4 separate regions of the Homo sapiens genome follow, and all the other regions are linked to region 2. Evidence: chromatin loops called from intact Hi-C (ENCODE). Cell type or tissue: mammary epithelial cell. All regions are shown on one strand.

Region 1 (2,500 bases), 370 kb before region 2:
GATGCTTTCTGTGACACAGTACGTGATCACATTTGGTAAATATTCTACTGGCAAAATAGTCAAAGTAGACTATGAATAGGAAAAGTGTTTGTGCATGATATACCAAAAGTATTTAGAGCAGAAGAGTAGTATAAAGGATTGTTATTCCAAGGAAAGGCCACTGAAGATACAAATATAAAAATTTTGCTTGTAATGCAAATATAAACTTTACAAGGATAGAAAAAGATGAGAGCAAATATGCTGAAACCAAAGCAGCATATAAGACTGTAGCATGTAAATCCAGTCAGGAAAAAGGTCTGTAATGAATATACACAAACACACAGGGTTCTAGCATTAGAGGAATTGAGCTTAGGAATCAAGGATACTTCCAATTAAAAAAAAATTAGATTTTAGAGTCAAGATACTCAGCTGTCAAAACACAGAGTAGAAGTCAGCGTAACTCTAAGCAGAAAGTCAGACTTGATTTTGAATTAGTATTTGGAAGCTTCTTATGTCTTCCCCACTTACGGCATAGTTGTTCTCAGAAGAGAGAGCAGAAATAACCTGATGCTATTCTCATTTGCTTGTTTGAAACCATTTTAACATTTTTATCTTTAAAAAAGCACTGTTATGTTTAGTTCTGTTACAATATTTTTATATATTCTTTCCCACATATGTGTAGCATAAGATTTGGCAGTGAGCTTGAACAAATTAACAGAACAGCTGTTAATCTTGACTTGTACATTTAAATACATATATTTAAATATGAGAGAAAATAAGTTTCAGGAAAAATTTTCAGTTCATATGCAAGAAACACCCATAAATAAAAATATCTAAGAACAGACTATAGCAACAAGACGGTCCAAAGTACATAGCCTTAAGTCTAAACAGACCCAGACTTCAATATCATCTCTACCACTTTGCATGGTTTTCTCTATCTTGAAATCTTCTGTGACTATTAGCTGGCTGCAGGGGACCATCTACTGTAGCACAGATAATGAAAACATGCTAACTGCTAACTCTCCTCCCTCCATATATCACATTGCAAACTTGTTAAATTCCACGCCTGTTAGTTGGTACATTAGTTCAATACACTAACATCTACTTAACCAATGGAGCTTACGAACAGCCTTCAGTAGTTCAGAGGTCTTCAATCTGCCCAACACAATGCTGAAGAACCTAGACAAGGATTTTTCAACTTCAGCACTAATGGTATTTTGCTGAGGGCTTTCTTGTGCCTTACAGAATGTTCAGCACCATCTCTGGTTTTTATTCCTTGAATGCCAGCACCATCTCACCCCTATTTACAAAGACCAAAAATGTCTTCAGAAATTGTCAATTGACCACTGGGTGGTGCAAAATCACCCATGGCTCAGAAGCACTGACCTAGAGAGAACAGAAATGGCTATAAATTTTCCTCTACCAATGGAGAGGAAGTAACCTACTTTGCAGTTGTGTAATGGATGATTTCAGGATATATTTATCATTTGGCTTATATATAATAAGTCTCACTCAGAAAAGACATGCACTCTTATTTTTCCATGTATTTTTAATATATGAGATTAAAACAAACTTTGAATTTAAGAAAGTATGGCAAACAGCCCAAATAAATTATTTCCATCTATATTAATCATAGAACACCCAGAAAAAAGTTTAATTGAACTTAAACAAAACTTTAATTTTATATGTTAATCTATTGAAGGTTATTGAAATTAATTCTAATCGCAGAATTTAGGGAGAAATATTTTGACGCTTCTTTAGACAACTTGAGGTATTTTTGACTGTCATGTCACCATTGTAGGAAATTGCTACTGCACCTTCTCACCATTCCTGGTGGTGCAAATAATGAATGATCCACTGTGGCCCATTACGAAAAAGACCATTGTCCACAATGATACATACCTTGAGGAAATTTAGGAAGAAAATACAGCCAGGCCAATCCACTCATGATCCTAGCTAAATTTTCCCCAGTTTTGGACATTGCAGCTAATCTGGGAGTGCAAACATCAATAAGAACAGACTAATCACAGTTCATTGATGTTAAAAATTCAGCTAAAGGTGATGGAATTTCAATCATAAAAGGCAAATTGTGCTATGATTTGGTATTTTAATAAGTAGTAAATAAATTAATAGAAGTATTTTACAGTCTCTAATGAGTAAAACAGGTCTGTAGCCATTAAAATTAGCCTAAAGACTCCAAGGAGGAGTACCTTTTATTAGACAAATAAAGATTAAGTCAATTATATTGGGTAATAAAACGGAGAAGCCAAATGAAGTATAACAAGCAATTGATGGTTGTGGGTTAATGGTATTCAGTATTACATGTTGGAAATATTTTACACAAAACAATTTTCCTTAAAAGGTGATTCAATCAAACAATCTTCTAAACAAGATAAACTCTTCTCTAAAGTACTGAAGATATTCAGAGAGTTCTTTAAATGCATCTTAATCTATAGATGGAACATGTTTCTCTCTCTCTCGCTTTCTCCCCTCTTTCCCCTCCCAGGCTGTTACTACTTTT
Region 2 (2,500 bases):
CCCCCTTGGGTACCCAAGGCTACAATGCAAGCAGGCACAGCCAAGCTGGGGCCCCAGGGGAGGCCAGTGTACCAAGGGGTACTCAGGTTGTACTGGCCCAATCTCATGGGCAAGATCATCCTGCAAAGTTCAGGTCTTACACTTCCCCTAGCACTAACGTCTCCTAGAGGAGCAAGTCAAGCCTAGGGAAATGGGCGCCCCTGGCTATGCTCCACTACAGATGCTCCTGCACCAAACCCTCTGGTCTTCACGCCAGCTGGAGTTGTGACCTTACCACTTCTCTATAAAGCTCTCCCTTCCAACTCAACTGTCCTGAGCAGGCAAACAGGTTGCTCTTTGCCTGCTCAACTCACTCCTTTCCCAGTAGTCATTGAATGCCAGGAATGAGTCCCTGTAGCCCCATGCAGGGCTCCCAGATTCCTCCTTTTTCAGCCTAGCATCTGCATCTTCCCTCCATCCACTCTCAATGCCTTTCCTCTGAAGATCTGTTAGGAGTGTGCCAGTCTTAATGTTCCAGTCCCTCAGCGACAGATGTTCCTTCTAGCTGCATCTAGTTAGCCATCTTGCCTCCAATCTACATCAGTCTTTACACATCCTTTTAATTATTTTTTAAATTGCTGAGTTAAGAAGAATATGCACATTTTAAGTGTTTTATTGCATATTGTATATATAATTACATGTTATATATTTTATAGTGACCTCCCAAAAGATAGTATACTTCTAGCATTTTATTAGGATATTTGCTTCCCCACAACCTTCCCATAAGTGTGTTGTCATAAGTCTGAATATTTAGCTAGTTTGATAAGTATAGAATGATATCCCCTTATTTTGTCCACTAATCATAGTTTACCAACCCCTGCTCTAAGAGATTCAGAAATAGCACTTACGGAAAAAAAATTATTAGGCTGAAGGGGTACAGGAAATGAAGAACCAAGAATTTTGAAGAGGGTAGGGCTACCACTTTCTGTCAGAGGGGAAGAAACAACAGAGGGAACAGATCTGACCTGAAATATAAAAGTGGTCCAGCTAGGTAGGAAGACAGCTCCCTAAGTGTGTGTACAGAACTGCCAGTAAAACAGCCCCTAGGTGAGAGGGAGGAGTTGGTCTTGATGATCAGCTCCACTAGGCCATCTGCACACTGATCTACTGACTTTCACAATGAATAACAAGGAATGAGGACTGGAACCTGGAAGGGAAGCACCCTCCTGCCATCATCCCCTCAACAATGTCCCTCTAGCACCCTCTGTTGATAAAGCTTAGCATCAAGCCAGCTGGAGAAAGAGAAATCTTTACCAGGTTCAGCTCCAGTTTCACAAAGCAGTGCACAGAATGGTAGTTGGAGCTGAGAGACAATACATTAAAAACTGATATATAGGTGTCAGATTTTTCTGGTGATTCGGCTTCATTTAATGATATAAAGGAACAAAAACTTAGTATATCACTGTAATCTAAACATCAAGTCTTAGCAGAGTTTTTGACAGACTATGGTAAATGGAAGCTATAAATGACTCCAATCCTTCCTTCCTCTCTTTACCCATGTTTTTTGCCACATGCCTTTGCAGTTCTTCCCCCTAAAAAGGCAGGGTCCACCTCCTTACCTTTGGAATTTGGAAAGCTCTCCTGTTCTGGGCTGGTTTTGCAACTTGCTCAAGCCAATAAATGTTATCAGATGTGATGCAAGCAGAAGCCTGAAATTTTATTTATATGTCTCTGCCTACCTATTGCCCACGGCCATTGTCATGAAAACATGTCCAGTTTGGCCTACTGGAGGACATAAGACACATGGAGTGAAACCAAGTCATCCAATGTTGCAAGAATGACTAGATCAACCAACAGCCTGCTGGCACACAATCATGGAAGCAAGTCCAGCCAAGAACAGCAGAGCTGCCTAGCTGACAGATACATGAGCAAGCCCTGTCATGCCACGACTGGACTAGGGGAACTCCAGAGTATAAGCTGAATAAATGCTTATTGTTGTATACTACAGAGATGTTTTGTTTATTATGCAGCATTATAATAACAACACTAATCCGTGTAACTAATACACTTTCCTTCTATATATTAATAGACGAGAGCAACATGATTTGTATACCACACAGGTTTATGAGTAGTAGATGTTTTACTATGAAAACTCAGATTCCTTCTTGTTTTCCCACATTAAAAATACACAACCTAAGCTTCTAAGTAATGGTTAGCTATACTGTAAGTCAGGGTGAAAGCTTTTCCCAGGACCATCTTTGGAGTTGCTAGACATGAGCATGAGTAAACTGCTACTGAATCTGTTAAGGCATAAAAGAGGACCTTAGCATTTGCAGACTAGAGGAGTGGTTTCTTTCACCCTTAATACCTCCAGTTTAGAAGTCCTCAGCACATGCATAGAGACGTCCAAACTTACCTACATCAGCACTTTAGCCCACCACCATCTACTCTATCTAAAAAGGTCCACCACAACACAAAATCTACATAAGCGCAAAACATAAAAGCTTTTCTTCAGCCCACT
Region 3 (2,500 bases), 1.1 Mb before region 2:
GGTTTTGAGTTTTACCTTTAAGTCTTTAACCCATCTTGAGTTAATTTTTTGTGTTAGGTTTAAGGAAGAGGTCCAGTTTCAGTTTTCTGCATATGGCTAATCAGTTTTCCCAGCACTATTTATTAAATAGGGAATCCTGTCCCCATTGCTTGTTGGCACATACACACCATGGAATACTATGCAGCCATAGAATAGAATGAGTTCATGTCCTTTGCAGGGACATGGATGAACCTGGAAGCTGTCATTCTCACCAGACTAATACAGAACAGAAAACCAAGCACTGCATGTTCTCACTCATAAGTGGAAGTTGAACAATGAGAACCTGTGGACACAGGGAGGGGAACATCACACACTGGGCCTGTCAGGGGGTGGGGAGCAAGGGGAGGGACACCATTAGGACAAATACTTAATGCATGCTTGAAACCTAGATGATGGGTTGATAGGTACAGCAAACCACTATGGCACGTGTATACCTATGTAACAAACCTGCACGTTCTGCACATGTATCCCAGAACTTAGAATTAAAAAAAAAAATAGGAAAACCAACTCCTGGATTTGTTGATCTTTTGAATTTTTTTGTGTCTCAATGTCTTTTAGTTCAGCTTTGATTTTGATTATTTCTTGTCTTCTGCTAGCTTTGGGATTGCTTGGCTCTTGGTTCTCTAATTCTGTTAGTTTTGATGTTAGGTTATTAAATTGAGATCTTTCTAACTTTCTGATGTGGATGTTTAATGCTATAATTTTTCCTCCTAACCCTGCCTTAGCTGTGTCCCAGAGATCCTGTTATGTTGTATCTTTGTTCTCATTAGTTTCAAACAATTTATTGATTTCTACCTTAATTGCATTATTTACCCCAAAGTCATTCAGGAGCAGGTTATTCACTTTTTATGTAACTGTATGGTTTTGAGTTATTTTCTTATTCTTGAATTCTATTTTAATTACACTGTCGTCTGAGAGAATGGCTGTTATGATTTCAGTTCTTCTGCATTTGCTGAGGAGTTTTTTATGTTTGATTATGTGATCGATTTTAGAGTATGTGCCATGTGGTGGCACATGAGGATGAGAAGAATGTACATTCTGTTGTTTTGAGGTAGAGAGTTCTGTAGATGTCTATCAGGTCCATTTGATCCAGTGATGAGTTGGGTCCTCAATATCTTTGTTAATTTTTTGCTTTAATGATCTGTCTAATACTGTCAGTGGGGTGCTGAAGTCTCCCACTATTACTGCAATTGAAGCCTTTTCTTTGTCACCATTTCTCAAAAATGCTTTGCAATGTGATAAAATATATCCTTCTAGAGGCAGAAGTCAATTGCTTTAAACTGAAACACTCATATCACAATATGAATTATGAAATATTTTAAAATAGCATTTCCTGTTTGACCACCAGGTGGCATAAACATTGCTTTTAAGTAGTCGAATTTAAGGCATCAGTATATGTGAGTGATTATTATTAATGCTAGGAAATCATAGATGGTACTAACAAATTGTGTATACCTGTGATGTTATTTCAAGTGCATTTGAAGAGATTTTATTTGATCTCAACCTTTATCTGTATAGACACACACATATTTATATATTTATAAATAATGTTGAACATATATATTTTGAAAAAAATATATATATAATATGAATTCAGACCACCAATTATGTAGGAGAGCAGGCATCAAACAACAGAAATACCCACAAAATAAACTCTGTGTCTACCCTGAAGAACCTCGTCTTTACAATAGGGAGTCACTAAAACCCTTAAAACAGGTTAATGAGTACAGTAATATAATTATATGTAAGGTACAAGATAGCATAGACAGGGGAGATACTTTTTTTGTCTGGAGAGAGCAGGGATGGTTTCACAGAAAATTTGAAGCAGGGTTTGAAGAATCAGTACACATCTGGATTATGGTATAAGAAACACACCAGATGGGAAAAAACCTGTGCAGTTATGTTAATTAGCATGGCATGTTTTGGTGAACTGTCAGGAATTTAAAGTTGCTTGCATGTAAATAACGATAAGAGTAGAGGGAAGGCTGGAGAAGGACGAAGGGGCCACACAGTGAAAGGCTTTCTGGGCAAAACTGAGGAACATGGAGAACTCTGTCCTGTAAGGTATGGGTAGCCTGTGGGAGATTTTAAGGAGAGAATTTCTGTTATCAAAGTAGTATTTTAGAAGGGTGACTCTCTGATTGGTCTAGAGTGTGGCCTAGAGGAGAACAGAACCAGAAGGCAGTAATCAGCTAGGTGAGATAATTGTGGTAATCAGTTCAAGAGATCATAATGATGTGGATTAAAGTAGTGGAAGGGACTAGGGAAGGACAGATTCAGATACATATGTTATGACAGTTAATTTTATATGTCCACTTGATGGGTCATGAAGTATCCAGATGTTTGATCCAACATCATTCTGTGTGTTTTTTAATTTTAATTTTTATTTTTAATTTAAGTTTTAGGGTACATGTGCACAATGTGCAGGTTAGTTACATATGTACACATGTGCCATGCTGGT
Region 4 (2,500 bases), 1.3 Mb before region 2:
TGTCTCCTTTGCCTTCAACTAATATGTGGGAATGTCAGCCATAAGCTGCAGCATGCAATACCAGTACCTAGGTCTCATGACCAGGGACGGATCCCCTGTCCTCAGTTTCTCCTCTGACCTCAACAGAAACAAATGTAGGGTAGAGATGCAAATCAGAAAGTATGAAGAAAAGCTCCAGGAAAGGACAAGGTATTTTCAGCTCGAAGGATTAAATGATCCCCACTACGAATTCCTAGAGCCTAGATCCATGTTTGGCACCTAGAGTGTATCTAATAAAAACTGCATTGTAAATGAATTCATCTGTTTAAGCGCACATATATTTTAAAGAGAATCATTCTGTGTCAGAACCTAAGGCTATCTGATCTGATCCCTCCACCCAGTTTTAGAGGAAGAGTAATTGAGATCCTTTGAAAGAAGAGCTTTTTACCCAAGGCAATAAAGCACAAACCCAAGTTCCCTTAATTCCCGGTTCTCTAAACCAGGCAAGCAGGCAAAAAATAGAGTGCCTACTCTATGCTGAGTATTTTTCTAGGCATCCGAGGTATGGAGGCCAGTGGGAGTAGACTCAGACCCTCTTTTCCAGCAGTTTACATTCTAGAAGAGACAGACAATAACTACATGAACAAGTAAATAATTAATACTTATACTTTTCTGTAGTGTTAAGTGTTTTGAAGAAAAACACACATACACACATGCATGCATTGAGAGTGAGGGTACTCCTTTAACTAAGGTGGCAGCTCTTCAAGGACGTCCTCTAGATGCGGTCTGGGCTGCAGCAGCCACCCTGAGGATAAAAGCACAGCCTTCTCTCTTTTTCTCCTCCAGTCCTAGCACCTAGCATTTTGCCACCAACCTTAAGCCTCATTTTCACCACATTTTAAGGGATCCTTCCCATTCTCCCACCCCATCCACCTAGATAAACAATTATTTTTGTCAACTGCAGCGCTCACTTAGAAACCATAGAAGAGGGAAGCAAAGCCGGCGAGTTTAAACCGCTAGGTGGGGGCATTGGCCAGGACGGATCAAAAGTGTGTGCGATTGCGGGTGTGTCCTGTGGGAGTGCGGGGTGCCAGGAAACAATTTTCCCGTTATCCTAGGAGAACTGGAAACGATTAGAGACAAGTGTTAAAGGGATGGGAAGCGGGGGAAGGCCGACAGGAATGTAACCAGCTCCATGCGACCTTTCCTCTTTTAATTTCTGCTCGGGAGCATGGGACGGAGAAAAAACAAAGCAAAATTTGTTCCCCACACGGTTTTTGGCTTTAGCGGTTTGGGGACCTGTGGCTTTCTCCAGCCATGCCTCCACTGCTTCGCAGAGTCCCAGACTCCCAGAGGAATCCGCCCCTTGTAGGCAGTTTGATTTTACCCTCTTTGGTAAAGAGCTGCTTAAACACACACCGCCATCATATTGACCGGATGTTGGCAGAGTTCAGTGAAGAACCCCATTTCCTTAACCTGACTTCCGCATTTCAAGTATTCCTTTCTCACTTTAAAACACATAAAACATAGGTGTTTGCACAGAGGCGCATGTGTGTGAAACACCCAAGAGAGAAAGAGACCCTGTAAAGTCGCCTGTGCCTGGGTCACCCCTTCGGAGTAGGGGTCGCTGGGTAAGGTCCAAGTGCCAGCTCTGCAGTCCCCAGCGGCGCTAGAAGGAACCTCCAGGCAAGTTTTGGGGGAAATTCACCTGACAGGGGAGGAGCAGAGAGGGAATCAGTAGCGGAAGGGAAAGGGTGGAGATGGATTACCTGAGCGCAGCAAAACTTAGTTGAGTAGAAATAAGCTCCCGTATGAACACCGGGCACTAAAACTGCGAATTAATGTGGTTCCCTTATTATCAATTCCACGCACGTGTACGTTTGGCAGAAGCTGAGTAAGTGGAGAATAACTCTGGAACTGAAATGAAGTCAGTGAACCGACACAAAACCAGATCCTAGCGGTGAGCTGGCTGCGGAGGAACCAAAGAAAAATGAATCCTCGAGGAACCCTCTCCCATGCTAGGAAGATGTAGTTCTACAGCTGCAGCACCAAATTCGAGGCGCAGGCTGGGAAGTTTAAAGCGCAGCGCTAACCAGACTGGACACTGTCAAGGGAAGCATACTCTGCCTACAGCAACCACAAGAGATATCTCACGGAATTTATTGCAACTCAACTCTATGTAAGCTGGCAGTCAGCTAACCTTAGTCAGCCCTAGCCAGCTCTCTTGCCTGCGGCGACTGAGTCTTGCTTTCAGCATCCCTAGAGTCTTCCATCCAGAGAGTAACTATTGAAAGAGGTCCAGGCCCAGGAGCAAAGAAAGTCCTGATTTTATCTTTGCTTTGCTGAAAGAAAAACGTTAGAACACTCATGCGCCTGTCACTTTTCTCCTTTGATACAGGAAAATACAACCCCGCACTCACCATCCCACTGCTTGAGAAATCTGGTGTGGAGGCCTGTCTTGCTGCTTCTTTCAAATTCTGCTTCCTCCATCTATGGCCAGCATATATATATATATTTTCAC

The links. Peaks named below come from ENCODE experiments on the same cell type or tissue, not always from the same donor. Only the 100,000 strongest peaks of a DNase experiment are listed, where the experiment ranks them.
Region 1: a loop joins it to region 2, with 14 times the contacts of the local background. A loop is called at or near these places in 9 of 110 quality-filtered maps.
Region 3: a loop joins it to region 2, with 17 times the contacts of the local background. A loop is called at or near these places in 10 of 110 quality-filtered maps.
Region 4: a loop joins it to region 2, with 15 times the contacts of the local background. A loop is called at or near these places in 4 of 110 quality-filtered maps.

The regions. Positions count from the first base shown.
Region 1 is chr6:78,435,198-78,437,697 of GRCh38, forward strand. No RefSeq gene overlaps it. Among named protein-coding and RNA genes, the nearest start is that of MIR10524, 100 kb to the right of the region's middle. In mammary epithelial cell, a CTCF peak has its summit at 1,332 (motif pointing right); no DNase peak of the experiment used is centred here.
Region 2 is chr6:78,809,122-78,811,621 of GRCh38, forward strand. No RefSeq gene overlaps it. Among named protein-coding and RNA genes, the nearest start is that of IRAK1BP1, 57 kb to the right of the region's middle. In mammary epithelial cell, a CTCF peak has its summit at 1,242; DNase peaks (open chromatin) are centred at 1,220 and 1,820; H3K27ac peaks cover 1,679 bases.
Region 3 is chr6:77,739,207-77,741,706 of GRCh38, forward strand. All of the region lies in intron 2 of MEI4 (meiotic double-stranded break formation protein 4), which reads left to right. Among named protein-coding and RNA genes, the nearest start is that of MEI4, 87 kb to the left of the region's middle. In mammary epithelial cell, a CTCF peak has its summit at 1,383 (motif pointing right); no DNase peak of the experiment used is centred here.
Region 4 is chr6:77,465,152-77,467,651 of GRCh38, forward strand. All of the region lies in intron 5 of LOC105377864, which reads left to right. Among named protein-coding and RNA genes, the nearest start is that of HTR1B, 2.9 kb to the left of the region's middle. RefSeq lists enhancers at 1,070-1,119, 1,330-1,389. In mammary epithelial cell, a CTCF peak has its summit at 1,002; DNase peaks (open chromatin) are centred at 1,020 and 2,170; H3K4me3 peaks cover 1,166 bases; H3K27ac peaks cover 350 bases.